2 separate regions of the Homo sapiens genome follow, and region 2 is linked to region 1. Evidence: chromatin loops called from intact Hi-C (ENCODE). Cell type or tissue: B cell. All regions are shown on one strand.

Region 1 (8,000 bases):
TAATGCAGTGATTGCTAATATATATATTACACAGAGGAAGGATGGAGGGACGCTTTCTGTATAGGAAGGCCTCACACAGTACCATCTGAAATGGGTCTTTATGGATAAGTTGGACTCTGACAAGGAAGGAAGAGAAATGTTAGGCAGAAGGACTCACACATCATAAGCCAACACCCTGCGTTTGGAGGGGGGCTGAAGCAGGGGCCGCCTAGGGAAGTGTGCGGGAAAGAGACTGGGAAGGTAAGAGGGGCCATACCATGAAGGGCTCGGTTTGCCTGACTGAGAAATGAGACTTTATCTCTGAGGCCTCAGAGGTTCCCAGTAGCAGGAGGTGGGGAGACATGACCATATTTGCTTTGGAAAGAACTATGGTGGCTGGGTAGGGGACACAGAGGAGGGGAAGTTGGAGCAAGGAGACGATTAGCAGTCACTCCAAATAGGAAAGTCACACATGGATAAATGGCACCATATGGCAAAAACAGTGAAATCTTCAACGTCAAAGGTGAGCCCCAGAATCACTAAAAACTAAATCCTAGGTTGGGTTCCCTGGCCTAGGCGATTCCTCCGCCTCTGTGCAAGAGTCACCATGAACCCTATCTCTGCCTTCCAGCTGCCGTCCAATCCAAGATAAAGGTGAGTAATCCAAAGGAAAGAGCCCCGAAAACCAAAGGGAATATTTATTTTAAGTAGTTTGACGTCTGTAGGAAGGGGGAAAAAAATCTACCAAGGCCTGAATGGGGAGCCATGACATTCACAGAGCCTAGCCATTGTGTAAAGAGAAAAGTTCCTCAAGATTATGTTTGTCCAAGAAATCAGACAGTTTACGGTCCCCAAGTCAAAACACTCAAGGATTGGAAGCCAGAGTTTCCTGGGCTGAACCCAGTTACTAACTAAAGTGAAAAGGAAAGAGTAATGAGATGCCATGAATTGTTGTTAAGCGGGTGGAGTTGGTTGCCAAGGCTTGAATCCAGCAGATGCAACAGCAGAAACTGGGGCTTGCCAGGCCCCCCGCCCCCGCCCGCTGCCCCACCGCCCACCCTGACCTGGCGCTGCTGGGGTCACTGTGACTGGACCTACTCACAGCTGCAAACACCCTCCCGCCATGGGACACGGGGGAGCTTGAGCCTGGCTGAGTCATGTAAGCCAGCCAGATCAGTGCCAGGCTCGCCCCAGAAATCAAAAGAGACCCCTCTCTTCTTGCTACTTGGGTGACAGTCTATACTGGTGTCCTGCAACAAATGACCACCAGAAGGAGCATGCCAGCCCTCCTTTGTCCTTATTGGAGGTGTTGTGAGAGGTGGGGGAGATTTTATCACCTATAGGAGAAGAGGATAAACCCAGGAAAACCGTTCATGTAAGGACAGTAGGGAGGAAAAGGGGAGGAGAGAGAAAGAATGACAGGGAGGCTGCCACGCCCTTCCAGAGCCTGCTCTCCTCCTTCCTCACCTAGCTCCTTCCACATCTACCCTAAATGAGCTCAGGAGCTGAACTTGGTTGCCCACAGAGTTCTTATCAGGACCACCCTGGCTGAAACACTGAGGGAAGAAATAGGGACAGCGATGAAGAAAGAGTGCTGCTTGACATTGCCATGTCCCATCTGTGCGTCAAGTCACTGAATGTGACCTGTTTGCAGTAAGTTAGAATCCAGCTGCCGCCTGAGAAAGAAATACACCAGGCCCCTCTGGGCAGGTTGTGTGTGTCTGGGGTTGCCCAGTGACCCTGGAGATTGCTCAGATGTCTCCCACGTGATCACACCCCGGTGGCCTTCAGAGAGGTATACACTCTGAATTAGGGCCACTGATGGAGTGGCAAGGTGTTTGGGGCTTGAAGATTTGCCAAAGTGTAAGTCTTAAAGATTGTATTTGTGGAGAGATCCTGAAATGTCTCCACATTTGGGAGATATTTGTGTTTGAGGGTTACAGAGCAAAGATTCTCTTATCAGCACAGCACGGGGTACAAGAATGGCAAGTTTAGCTCAGCAGTCAAAGTCATGAGAAATTCAGAGGGAGGTGTGAAATTTCTTCTTAAAACTGAAAAGCAAAAACATTTCACAAACAAACGAAAAAGGAAAAACCACAGCTAAAATCCGTAAACTATTAACTATATCTGTTTATTAACAACAACAAAAAAAAAAGCAGATGGAGAGCTTTTTCGTTAATAAGCTAAAAAGTTCGTGTTTTTGTTTTCTGTAAGCCTGTTTTAAAGAAAGCTCCATTTCTCATGACTGACCTTCTGAGAATAGAATGAGGTGTTTTCTGCAGTGGAGTCTGATTCTTTCATCACTACCGAAGAGCACTGAGTGATCACCCACACTGCATGGCAGAAAACAGAATGTACTGTTATACCGCATTGATGCCATCAAAGTGTTTGTGGAGTGTAAAATTAATATTCGGCTTATGAGGGTAGGCCGGGGGAGAGGGTGGGTGTTGTTTTGCATCCCACATCAGGACACCCTGTATTTAAACACACTTTGTGTCATCGAGGGTGCTTTCAGAACCCATGCACCCAGAACCAAGTTCGGCCGTCAGCCACATGGAAAGGCAGCACCCCATCCCTTCCCCTTAGCACTTCCTGACCCTTCTCCTTTTGCTTCCTACTCCTAGTTTTCCCCCTTCCGCAAAGAAAAGAGTTCTAAACCAGATCACAGTAAGACCTTAGGGATGAAAGTAGCCATCCCCTTCTGAAGGTGTTTGCATTCTACAGAATGGAAGGATTCTGGCCAGGGCTGCAGCAGGTAGTGGTGAGCATGAAGCCAGGAAGGCTAAGATCAAAATCGGGGACCCTGCGGGAGATTGGAGGGGACTTCTGAGTGTACCTCACATTCCATCAGATAGGCCCTAATCATTTTGCCAAAGGGAGGGATTTGAGGGGATCATAGCAAAGGTTCTCTTATCAGGACAGCCCCAGGAAGCCCTGCAAAGGTGAGGAGAGACAGCCAATGAAGGATGAAGCTGTGTGAATTTTAGCTTCAGCCTCAGGTTCTGCTCAGCAAAAGTGGAAGATCTGGTCATTTATAGACTCCTGGACTTAAATCAAAAGAGCCAGAACCTCGACATAGCGACTCCAGGAGCTAGGTGACACTGAAGTCACCTTACCCCTCCATATCCTGTAAAACAGGGATGATCACAAGAGAAAGTTGTGGAGCTGAAATGGGCTGATGCACTCGAAGGCTTTTTCACTCAGAGACGGTCAGAAGACATTTGCCAGATGATTTCCAGATGTGTCAGAATGGGGAGCACTCTCTTTTGAGCAGGATAGCTCTCTCCCACACTTAATGTATGCCTGAGAGGAGAGAGAGAGACAAAGAATGATCAGACTGTACACCATTTGTGGACAAAGGGTCATCATAGGGCTTTGACAATTCTCCAAGAGCACTGGTTCCACATAGAAGCTGGCTTCACAGGCTGGCATTGGGATTAGGCCAGAGGTCAGATAGTAGGTGTGGCAAGGCCCCAGGTGGGCTAAGGCTGGCCATGGAGACAGGTGGGCTTTCCTGTTGAATGCTTCCAGGGAAGTCATGCCGTCTGGAACCTCAGATTTGGCAAATCAGCAAAGGAAAATTGGTCGCAATTATTTTCCAGGGCTTCCATGCTCTCTGATGTGTTAGATCCTTGTTAGCATTAACCAGAGTTAAACATTTGTTTTATTCTGTGGATGGAGAGACAGGTTTTAGAACACCTTCCCTGACAAGGTTAAGGTTGCAGGTTCTGAAAATTATCTCCGGTCTCCAAAGTTTTTGTATTTCAGTGTCTTTGGTGCTTTTTTGTTTTGTTCTATTTTGAAGTAACTTTATAGTTTTTGTTTGTTGTTTTTTTTTTTTAAGTACAGATATGTTGAGCACAGAAAAAAAAAAAAAAAAAAACATTGCAATAACCTTGACTTCTGAAAAGTCCTCTCATTCTTCCAGGGGAGGAATTTTGTTTTTCAGGAACTGTTTTTTCATAAAGACAAAAGTCTTAGCAGTTTGGATTTCGGCCTTTGAGTTTTTCTTTTCATCATGTGTAATTTCAAATTGTACTGAGGTCCTTCCTCCTGGAACCTAGCGAATACAGCTCAATGGCGCCCCCTGAAGGCCAACGTAGAGGGGTACAGTAAAAGAGGATAAAATGAGGAACCTCCAGCCCTCCGTATCCGACCAGCCAAGACAAACCACCATCTAGGCCCAAAGGCAGGTTAGCGTGTGGCAAAACCCAATAGCTGCATTCAAAACCCAGTTCTGACAACAACAAGCTATTTCTGCATGTTCCCACATAGTTGAGAAGAGATTGAGCTTTGGCATAAAACAGGTCAAAGGCCTTGGATTGAATTCCAGCACAGACAAGTTACTTAATCTCTCTAACTCACTTTCTCTTTCTGTATAATGTAGAATACAAAGTGATTTTTTTAATTGCTTACTATGTGCAGGCTTTGTCCTAAGTGTTTAGCATGTGTTAGCTCATTTAGTTCTTGCTAAAACCCTCTAGTTTGTGTGCTATTAGTACCCACTTTGTACAAATAAGAAAACTAGGGCCTGGAGTGAGTCAGAAGCCTTCACAGCTGCTAACTGAAAAAAACAGGGCTGAACGCATGTGGTGCAGTCCGGAGCCTGGACTCACCGCCACATGTCACACTGATGCCCATACTTACCAGGTGGGACCACCGTGAGGACTAGAAAGAGAAATGTCAACCACATAGCCCTGGACTGGCACAGAATAAATGCCCAACAAATAATAGCCATAATTATTCCCATTCTTGGTCGACCACCTTAATAAAAGCTACCATAGAGGCAGGGAATCAGTAAGAAGAGATGACTAAGAGGATGCTTACTGCATGTAGGAAAATCAGTTAATGCTCGTGTGACTGGCTTATTTCCCTTTGCATACTGTCCTTCAGGTCCATCCATGTTGTCACATATGGCACGATTTTCATTTTTTTTTAAGGCCGAGTAATATTCCACTGTCTGTATCTACCCATTTTCTTTATTCGCCCATTGATGAACATTTAGGTTGTTTCCACATCTTAGCTCATCTTGACAGTGCTACAATGAACATGAGCATGTTAATATTTCTCCAAGATCATGATTTCAATTCTTTTGGATAAATACCTAAAAGTGGAATGGCTGGATCCTATATTAGTTCTGTTTTCCTCTTTTTGAGGAACCTCCCTACTGTTTTCCATAGCGGCTATACCATTTTACATTCCCACCATCTGCGCCAGAGTTCGAATTTCTCCACATCCTCACCAACACTTTTTATCTTTTGTTCTTTTGATAACAGCCATCCTCACTATTGTAAGGTGATATCTCATTATGGGGAAAAATTATATGAAAAGGAAGCATCAAATTAATAGGCAAGAAAACCAGTACATAGTATTTGGACAGTTGGCATATTACTTAAAAATTATGTATGAATCCAAAAAATTAATTAACTCTTACTATATTAGTATTCTGATTGTTGACATTAACCTGTAACAATAGGAGAAAAAGTTAGTTCAGGAATCACTTCCCAATTACATCTGTTACAAATGCAAGGAGAAACAAATACAAGGAGAAACTCCTTTGCATACAATATTTTAAAGAAAAGGACAGGTGAGTTTTGGGATGCGAGGAGAGGGGCAAGAAACTGTCTTCTGTGTGGAGAGGGATCTTGAAACATATCTTCCAATGGGAGGCCAAATGCAGGGGGGCATTGCTTTCAAGAAACTAAAGGTCCTGAGTGCCTCCCAGGATAGCAGTTAATGAGCATGAGCTGGGTTTTCAAGAAGTCTGAATCTATTCAACTACAAAGTAGCTTCCTTCAACTGTAGCAGCCTTGAGAACTTGTGTTCTGCACCTACAGAGACCCCTTCTGCCCAAATACTGGTGGTGCAATGCAGCCAACCGCTGCATCTCCCAAAAGATGCCGGGAAAGAGGCAGACACCCAAACCCACCCTGGGCCTGGGCAGACCCCTCTAGCCTCTGACAAGTCCAGGCACTGCTCAGACCTTCACATGCACACCTAGGGCCCCTTCATTATTCAGCAAGCTCTTCCCAGGCTCCCATCTGGCATCAGGCATGGTGCTGGGAGCTGCTGGGCACACGGATGAGCAGGTGGTGACCCTTTTCCATCAGCTACCCAGAGCCAGCTGCAGAACAGCGCCGAGAGCACATGCCTATAATGTGGGGCAGAGGGTCACACCGAGGACTCTCCCAGAGGGGAGTTATTTGAGCTGCTCTGGAGCAATGCAGACAAGAGGGTACAGAGCACAGAGGCCTGGGGTGGGGACTCCCAGGGACCAGGAGAGGCATGAGGTGGGAAGTGGGGAGCCAGGCTAGAAAGGGCCTTGTGAGTCCTCTGGGGGAGTTGCAGCTTGTCCTATTAGCCATGTGCAGGCTCTTTGGTTTTCAGAGAATGAGGATCATTCACAAGGGTGACTGGAGCTCCTGCGGGATGTGCACACCTGGCCTGAGGTTGAGATGACACAGAAAGAGTCACAGGGCCGGGGTCTCCCGCAGAGCTAGTCTTCTGTTTGAGTGTCATTTATCACCTCTTTCCAGAGGACAAGATGATGGCTTTATGACCAAAGGGGCTGGCTATGGAGGCCTCTCTTAATTTCTAATTGAGAGCCCATAATCACCACAAAGAAAAGCCTCTACCACCCAGGACTTCCGGGGAGACTAGAATCCGACTCAGAGGTGTTTTGTAACAAAACAGGGGTGGAGAAGATTAAAAAAAATCAAAAAAACAAGAAGGTTAGGAAAAAAGGCATTACTAAATTCTCCTTCATAGTACATAAGGTTTTTAAGGTAGGTAAATCACATCAGCCCAGCCACACTCAGTGACCTTTGTGATGGAAGAGGTGACCACTGGGCCAGTAAAGAAGTCACAAGGGTCCCAGGCCTGACCTTTAGCATTTCTGTGATTTTTAAATATCCATAAAACAAAGGTCTGTATGAGACCCAATGGAATCAGAAGCCCAAGTCCCAGCTCAAGTGGGGCCTGGCCACAGCAGGCTCTGGCAAGTCTCTGGCCCTGCAATAAGCCCTGGGGGCTTCCCCGGGCTCTGGGCCTTGCCTCCTATGCTCTGGGCAGCCTGGGTCCACGGGAGAGGAGTGAAAGTCTATTTGGCAAAAAGAACCAAACAGAGGGTTGCTCTGCTTGTCGAGAAAGCAGCACCATTGTCCTGAAAACCTCTACCTCCAGATCCCCGGGGATAACCTGAAGCCTGGAACATCACTGATGTCAGCCTCGTGAACACCCTGTCTTCTCCCACAAGCTCAGTGAAGGAAAGTAGATGGCCTCAAAAGCTCCTGTTACCATGCAGGTGCTCCAAGTCAGGTCACAGGCCGCCTCCCCGGGTCCCCATCCCTGGCTTCGTCATAATCCTGGCTGCCCAGTGACAGCTCTCTTTCTGGGAAGGAGCAGAAAATGGGGCTCCCTGATGTCCTGAAGGGGTTTAGCCTCAAAGCTTCTTGCCAGGCTGGGAACAGATAGAGTGGCCACTTATTAGGAGTTAAGAGGTCAGTATAGGTGCAGAACAGTGTTTTTAAAAGTGTGTCAGGAGCCAAGTAGACACATGGAAAACACAATTCCTGATAGTCTCACTTTTTTTCATGAAATGGGAATTAAAAGATTGTTAGAACGGGGACTGAAATAGTAAAAGAAAGCTTGAAGTGAGGGGGTAGAGGTGTGAACTAGGTAGTAAGGGTCATGGAAGAAAAAGCTGACCTAGAACAAGTGAAAGAGTTGGTGAGAAGCTCTGAATTCTAGCTGAGTTAAAAGACGATGAATTTTAGTTGTAAAGTTGTAGTTTTTAAAAAACTACAGTTTTTTTTTTTTAAGTCAGCATGGTTGTGTGATTTGTTTTATCCCTATTCTGCTTCTCAAGGTGTAAGATCAAAAGCAATGACTTGTAGCATTGAGCCAGGCTTGGGAATTCATTGGATGTGTGTGAAATTTATTCAGTTGACAAATATTTATTGTTTTTGCAATGCACTACTCTGAATATGAAGGGTGGAAAAAAGCAATACAAACTCTGCCCT
Region 2 (8,000 bases), 440 kb before region 1:
GTTTCCTACAATTCTCTCACGCACGTGCATGCACGTGCGTGTGCACGCGTGCACACACACACACACACACACACACACACACACAGCTTGTAGACTCTTCGTTATGGGGAATGTCAGGAAACCACACCCTGAAAGATTTTCTCTGTCTTACAATATTAAGGGATCATGACCATATTAAAGTCCCTTCCAGTACAGGGTTTGTCCATGTGAGCTTCTGAGAACAGGCGAGCTGTGGTTTTCTCACTAGCACAGAAGAGGTGAGAACACAGCCTTGGAACCCCTCCTTCTCACCACCGACCCTCATCAAAGGGCGTATGCAGTGCTCACAACCAGTCCTGGATGAGAGGGCTTCAGGCACTCAGGAGAACCAGTATCTAGACCACAGAGCAGCAGGGAGAGTGTGGCCACCTAAAGATGTGAAGGCACCGTAAAGACCCACTTGAATCTTTGCTCACCTCAACGCCATCCAACAATTGAAGCCTGGGCAAAGTGAAACACCCATCTCCTGATTCAGTCTCTTGGCTCTTGGTGAGCCAATGCTCACCTCTTGGCTTGAAGTCAGAGTGAGGGGTGTCAATAGGACTCCCTTATGTCCCACTTTCCCCACATTTCAGTTCCTGGCCCTGGACCCCACTCTCCACTTGACTCCATCCCAGATAGCTGATGCTGGTTCTCCCACATCTCCCCTATCAGGCAGCCAATGCTGTTGCCTAATTTAGCACAGAGTAAATTTATTTTGCCTTTATACTTTTACAATATGTTTAAAAAATGTGGACTCTGTTTCTCAGTTCAAATGTGATAATTGATTATGTCACGTTGAAAGATCAGTTATCTGTGATCTCCTGAAATAGACATATTAATGTTTGAAATTTCTGAAATGATAACACATTTCAAATAGCTTTTTAAAAAGATTACCATTCAGTTGCATGTCCCTGAACTCCTGTGGCAGACAATTCTACCATTTTTCATTTTCTTCCTTTTGCTATGAGGTGGCACTACGTGACCTAGATTTGACCAATGGAATAAGGGTGAAGCTTATATATCAGAATTTCTGGCCTGGCCCCCGGAATCCCATGATCTGCTCTCTGCTTGTTCATGATTTAGCAGATTGAAGAGAATCTGGAGAACTGCAACTCCCTGGAGTCCATCGAGTCAGCAGATGGGGGACTTCTGAGTCCCCACTTCAACAAATGTGATACAATGGACGAAGTATCACTTCTCCACCATTATGGACTGACGTTGTATACAAATATGAACGAGAAGTAGATCTTGCTCCATTAAGCTTCTGAAATGTTAGCATGATTTGTTACAGCAGTGGGCCTTTATTGAAGAATCCTAGCCCATTTCTAGAAATTCCCGTCCTGACTCTGATCCGCTGCACAAAACTCACAAGTTCTCTTGTCCCTAAGGCTATTTCTTTGTGGCTTTATGGTCTTGACCTTCCCTAGCCTCACTGAGCTGTTGCCTGAGCCCCAGCTTTGACAAGAAGTAGCTATCTGTAATATCTTTATATAAATAGCCGGGGCTGAAAGAAAGACTGTGGGAAAAGAGAAAATTCTCCTCCCATACTCATCACTTCCCTCCTCTTACACCCCTGGTTTTAAGTGCCCATATTTTCTAGGTCTGAAATCTCTGTACATCTCTCCATAGAAACCTGATGATTTGTGGAATTATTGTTTAATTTCCTATTCTTTCATAAAAATTTGAGTTCATGCAGTTAGGTAAATATTTATTAAGAATTATCTGCCAAGTGTTCAGGTACTATATTTTTAATTTACTTTAAAAATAATGTACTTTATAAGAACAGACACAGTTTTATTTGAAGAGGTTAAAGAAATCGGGGCAAAAGAAGAAGGCAGAAGAAAGCTCACCTGCAAAATACACACAGTATGACCTGATGAACATGTGAGAGGTAGTCCACAAATTTGACAGTAATACATTTACTTCTTGAAAATAATGTAATTCAAAATCAAAATATTTGGGGATATTTTTGATATTCCATATTTTGTCCTTTCAGGTATTGGAGGTCCGCTTAAATGTGTTTTTCCATTCTGAATGGATATTGAAAAGCTCTCGAAAGCACAGATGCCTGGGCCACCACCAGCTCCTTAAGTCAGAATCTCTAAGGCAGGACAATTTAAAAGCCTTTAGTGATTTTTATGTATACCCAGGGTTGAGAATCACTGTTTTTCTAAGCATCTCCAAATACTGTACGAATTGGCATAAAAATCTCAAATATATTCATATTATGTCAATTAAAAATTATTTCAAAACTAAATATATTCAAGTCAAATATGACACATACACACATACACACACACTCTCATGTGTGTTGAATCAACTGTCACAAAAATCCCATGAAACCTCAACTAGAAATTACACAAAGGGGATAAGGATGATAGCCACCCCTCAGACTGTGAAAATTAATGAGATAATGGGTATAAAGTAAATATCAAACTATCCAATAAATGTCTATTGTTATTGTTGAAATAATAATTAGCAATTAAATATTAATTGACCTTCTTTGACCCCTGAACTCCTGCAGGTCATTTTCAAAACGGCAGCCAGAGTGATCTTTTTAAAATGTAAGCCAGATAATGTCATTCTACTCAAAACTATCCAAGGCCTTTTCATCTCGCATGGAATTAAAATCAGGGTTCTTACCAGGGCCTACAAAGAGCAGTAGGATATGCGCTGTCCTTTCTGATACACTCTCCACTGCAGCCTCCATAGTTCACTTTGCTCAGAGGGACAAGTTCTCGTGTTTCCTTGGACAGGCTGGACATTCCCCACCTTGGGGGCTTTGCACTTGGTTTTTCCTCAGCCTTCAAGGCTCATCCCACAGATATTCGCCTTCTCCTTCTTTATCTTCTGTAAGTCTTGGTCTAAACACTCTCTCCAGAGAGGAGGCTTCCCTCAACACTCCAGCCCCACCTAGGCCTCTTCTTTGCTCTATTTTTCTCCTCCACACATAAAATGGCTTGATAAAAATATATTTGTTTATTTCTTTAGTTATTTTTTCACCTCCCTTTCTCACTCTATTTTTTCTCTACAGTACTTGTAACTGTCTGATAAACTATGCATCCTATATATTCATTTTATTTAGAGTGAGTTCCATAAGAATGCTTATCTTCTCATTTACAACTGTACCTCCAGTAATAAAAAATTGCCAAGCACAAAGTAGGTCTTCAGTAAATATTGAAGTAAGAATTAGCTGTTCATCACAGAAATAAATAAAATTATCTCTGTGGCTGGTCTGATGGATAATTAGGCATTTGTTCTGCAACTTGAGGTGTAATCTTCAAGTTGTGATCCCGTGAAACATGTCGCAGAGCTCCTTACTAATCACAATCTGTGACTCCAACAGTTAAAGCCTGTGAGAACATGGGCACATTAATTAACTCTCTAATCCTATTTTCTGATTTTGAAGTGGAGATAAATCCACTTTATGATATGAGAGTTAAATGAGGTTGACATTTAATTTCTAGAACTCCTCATCTGAGTTTTGTGGTTGCTGTTGTTCTTTCAGGCCAGGGGATGTGGCTCCATCGCATGGAAGATGAGAACTGTGCCTTTGTATCTGGTAATTTGCTTATTTTATGGAGTTATCTTTCTCCATTCATATCCCTTGCTAGTGAAGTATGAATGATGACTTGACAGAAATATGTGAGAAGCTCCTGGCGATGAAGGAATTGGTTTAGATCGTGTTTAGGGAGGTTTCCTTCCTGCCCTGACAGGCTATGGCTCTTTCATTCACACCCTAGTGTTTCTATCTATCAGAACATCGGCAGACACCTCAGTTGGTAGAAGGGTTTGAAACGAAAAAAGAAAAGTAAATGTAAAAGGCAATTTTCCTTTTATCATATCCCTGTCCCCAAGGATTCTTGATTTATGAGTAGGTTTTACAAATCTCCATAATGCACAACTTAATAACTCTTTTGTGTTCTCTTGGCAAAAGGTTGCATAAAGAGGGTTAAATGACCAGCCATCTTCCAGTCCTTGGTGGCTATAAAATCCAAGGTATAAAAATAAAGCACAATGAAATAGTGTAAATAATAGGATGACATTTAGAAAAAAAGGAACTTGGGGAATAATAACTGGAAAAAACTTCCTTATGTTTTAGATCAGTTGGATGATGAAATAGTCTCTGAGGGAAATGGTGGGAGCCTTCAAGCTTGAGATATTTTGAAATCTGGTTGTACTGAGCCCCAAAGGTCAATACTACAGGATCATTTGTTTTGTTATGTTTTGTTTGTTTTGTTTTTAAAGAGAAGGCAGCAACATAAGTTAATAGGTATTTTTCACCCTAATGCCAATTTATTGAATCAGAACTTGAGACTGTGTCCCTTACTCAAGTAACATATTCATTTTTTAACCAAATGGCAATAGTCCCAGGGGTGGTTCATGTAGCCACATATGGTGGTTATTTCTGGAAACTTTCTCCATAAGTATATTGACACAGTTCCTTTCTTCCTCCCTCCCTCCCGCTCTTCCTTCCTTTCTTTCCTTCCTTCCTCCCTTCCCTTCTCTTCTTTTCCTCTTCTTCCCTCTGTCTCTTCTCTTCTTGCCCATCTATTTTGTTCTGTTTTGTTGTTTATTTCCAGAAACATATGAAAGGTTCAACAAACATCTTTTCCCTCATCCATCATCAACTCTTAAAGCATGTCAGATCTTAGACAGAGCCCCAACTGCAAGTGACTATATCCAAGTGCTCAGAAATGTCCTATATGATAAAGAAATACACAAAAGAAGTGGGAAGGTATAATTAAATAGCTAACAGAAAGTGGCTGTAAATCAATGAATTTATCACAGTAGTCTTTGCACTCAGATATATCATCTTTAAATATCAGCGATGTCTAAACAACACTTGAAGTCAATGGTAGTGGAAATTCAATAGAGATAAGCACAAAGTCTTCCCCAGTTCATAATTTTCCAAAATATCGCTCAACATATTTCAAATCTGTTATGTAATTTCTTTACTTTCCACTTGGCTTTGCTGTACACCAATTCAAAAAGCCATCTCTTCCTGCTTCTATTATACTGCCTTGCCCTGAAATGCATTTGGACGCAACTGAACCACAACGGTTCCCGCAGTAAAGGAGTGAGCAGAGGCAAGAGTAATCTTATGTAACAGTTACATAGGAAACAGCTGGGGAAGTGAGAGATCGGTACAGCCAAGGCCAGCCACAGGAAAGAAACACCCAAGCATCAATCATCATGTTCAGAAAATGACAATATTTAATTCTACCAGGAAAAAAAAAAAAAAAACTGAGGTGGTGAGGGAGCAGAGAATGGGTGAATGTCTGTCCAGGCTGTTAGACAAACATAGACTCTGGATTTATTTTGAATTTAGATAAATAATCCCTGCATCCTCAGCAGGAATTTTGTTCTGGGAAGTTTGTACTTCTGTTTACGTGCCTGCCCTGGGTCTCAGTGTGGGAGCAGGCAAATGGTTAGTGCCTGGCTTAAAGTTTACAGTGGAAAGCACTTCATCAACAAAGTGTATACATTCATTCAGCCACCCAAAAATGCAACATATATTTCTCTGGATTTTTAATTTCCAGTATCTATCAGATAAATATATGTATATTTACATTTATATATATATATGTATATATTTAAAATAAATATATTGTATATAAAAAATATATATATATATTATTTTTTCTTGCCCTCTCCAAGTTCTTAACCACTTTAATTAACTTACTAGCTCTCCCACATGATATGAGACATGATTCACCTTCTACTGGATATGAGCCTACATGAAATTCAAATAGAGAAACGTCCTTACTGTCTAAACCTGAAACCACAGGGAGAAAGAAAATAGAAAACTTTTCACATAAGACAGGTAATTTTCTTAACAACTACAGATTAATATATTTTTTGCTGTAAATTTTATAGGACATTCTGTAGCCCAATTGCAAGAGCAAATTTTTCACAATGTATGTGTAGGTTTCTACCTTCAGTTTTAGAGAATATTTAGTGAAATCAGAGATTTGTTTTATTTATTTGAATATCTTTATTGTCTGCAGTTTTATTACTTTTGGAAAAAAAGAGGAAAAATCCAGCCTCTTCTGGTTTGCAATCTAAGCTCCATTTTTTTCAGGCTATTTTAAAGAGACTTCCATTATGAAATCCATTCTCTAACATCTGCAAGACTTGTCTTTTTCTGGAAGAAGAGTGGTTATAGTAATTGAGTAATAGGGAGTGAGATATGTCTCAGCATTCTGCACATTTTATTAATCACCAAGTGGTAAATAGTAAGCCTCTGCCCTCTATTTATAGTATAATTGGATGTATTTCATGACACTGGCTACACATCTGGTCAAACTGTAAAGCACACTTGCAGCCACCTTCTCTTTTTGAACTCCTAATGTATCACAGACTACAGAAAGATGTCTGCAGATAATAACAGAAACACAAAGTAATGAAAACCTTCATGAAGGACACTTCCATGGATTGCCAGAGCATGTGTCAATCTATGAGAAACTTTGATGGATTCAGCGACCTTCTTGAATTAAACAACACAATAAAAGGTTTTAATGGTAATGTAAATTAAAAATGCAATGTTAAGTAAGGCCTTAGGGATCTTGGTGAGCAGAACTGTTGAGATGGTGTTCGCAACGGAGTCTAATTCTTTGCACAATCATACATTCACACACATCGGTATACAAACTCCTGAGTTCCCACATGTGGATTCACAATTTGTAAAAGATTCTGTTTTTCATTAGGCTGGGAAGAAATGTGTTCCACATTTCTTTAGGATTTGAATTCTTTATAGGGAGAGGGTGGAAAAAGGAATCTATCTGAATATTGGACTTCAAAAACATAAGAACCAAATAAAGAGATCTGCACTCCAGAGTATAACTAATTCCAAATTACTTTGCCCAGTGATTTTAAGAAGTGAGATTAAATGTAATAATGCCTACTTTCCCCAGGATTTGAGTTTTCTGGACAGCATTTACCAAATGGGACTGGTAGAGGGTGTAATAGTGCTAATAGAAATGGTACCATTCTTACCTTCCCTATTAGATCTTCAGTTAGATATTGGCAGCCCCATGGTGTTTGTGTTTACTAATCAATGCTAGTGGTTCCAGGAAGCATTTCACAGTATTAATGAATTACAGGCTTAATAAACCTGTTTTCCCCAATTTCATGACTTTCTAGGTCAGAAATTCTCAAATATTAATGTACCAAAGAGTCTCCTAAGTAGCTTGTGAAAAGTACAGATCCAAGCCATGCCCAAAGATGGAGTCTACATCTCAGTCTCAGATTCTGCGAGATATCCGTAGGGTATTCTGAGATACCCTACGGATAATCCAGATGCAAATGATCTCTAAAGTTCACTTTTAATAAATGCTGTTCCAGAGATATTTCCCTACTTCATCTTCTGTCTTCTCCAAAATCATAAAGCTATTGGGGGGAGAGGGTTCAGTAATTATGCTTATTCTTGATTGTTGGACAGTAAGTCACTTCAATAGCACTCCCTATAGCACCATCATATTTAGGGGCCTTAAAAAATAAGTTAGCCTTCAGTGAAACTCAATCAGTACTTAATCAATTACTCTACCCAAGGATGATTAGCATTCTTTTTGTTCTAAGACATAAATTAGATGGAGGATGAGAGTCATCAGTGAAATGGATGCCCTACTACCATAAAGTCATTTGGCATTATGTATTATAAGACATAAGTGTATTGTGATAAATTAATCCTATTATATTATTATATGACTATGTTATATTACTATTAATATGTCAAATAATTTGATATTCTTATGATAAAATGATATTCCTGCATGGTTGTATCAAATAGCTGTCAGATGAAAATTACGAGTTATTTATCTACTGTCACTAATCAATGATTTTACTATCAATAATTTGTGCTACTGGGAGATTTTATTGGAAACTATAACAAAAATAAGAGGTACTATCTATATGTTAAAAACTGATTTGATTGTATTATGCTTTTTTAGCTCTGATTACCTGAAAGTTATAAATAC

What was found. Peaks named below come from ENCODE experiments on the same cell type or tissue, not always from the same donor. Only the 100,000 strongest peaks of a DNase experiment are listed, where the experiment ranks them.
Region 2: it touches region 1 in a loop (14-fold over the local background); 12 of 110 quality-filtered maps call a loop at or near these places.

The regions. Positions count from the first base shown.
Region 1 is chr11:128,626,492-128,634,491 of GRCh38, forward strand. No RefSeq gene overlaps it. Among named protein-coding and RNA genes, the nearest start is that of ETS1, 43 kb to the left of the region's middle. RefSeq lists an enhancer at 1,783-1,992. In B cell, CTCF peaks have their summits at 4,067 (motif pointing left) and 5,834; DNase peaks (open chromatin) are centred at 1,685, 3,290, 4,060, 5,800 and 1 weaker place; H3K4me3 peaks cover 2,805 bases; H3K27ac peaks cover 5,231 bases.
Region 2 is chr11:128,190,198-128,198,197 of GRCh38, forward strand. No RefSeq gene overlaps it. Among named protein-coding and RNA genes, the nearest start is that of LINC02098, 15 kb to the right of the region's middle. In B cell, a CTCF peak has its summit at 4,931; a DNase peak (open chromatin) is centred at 5,074.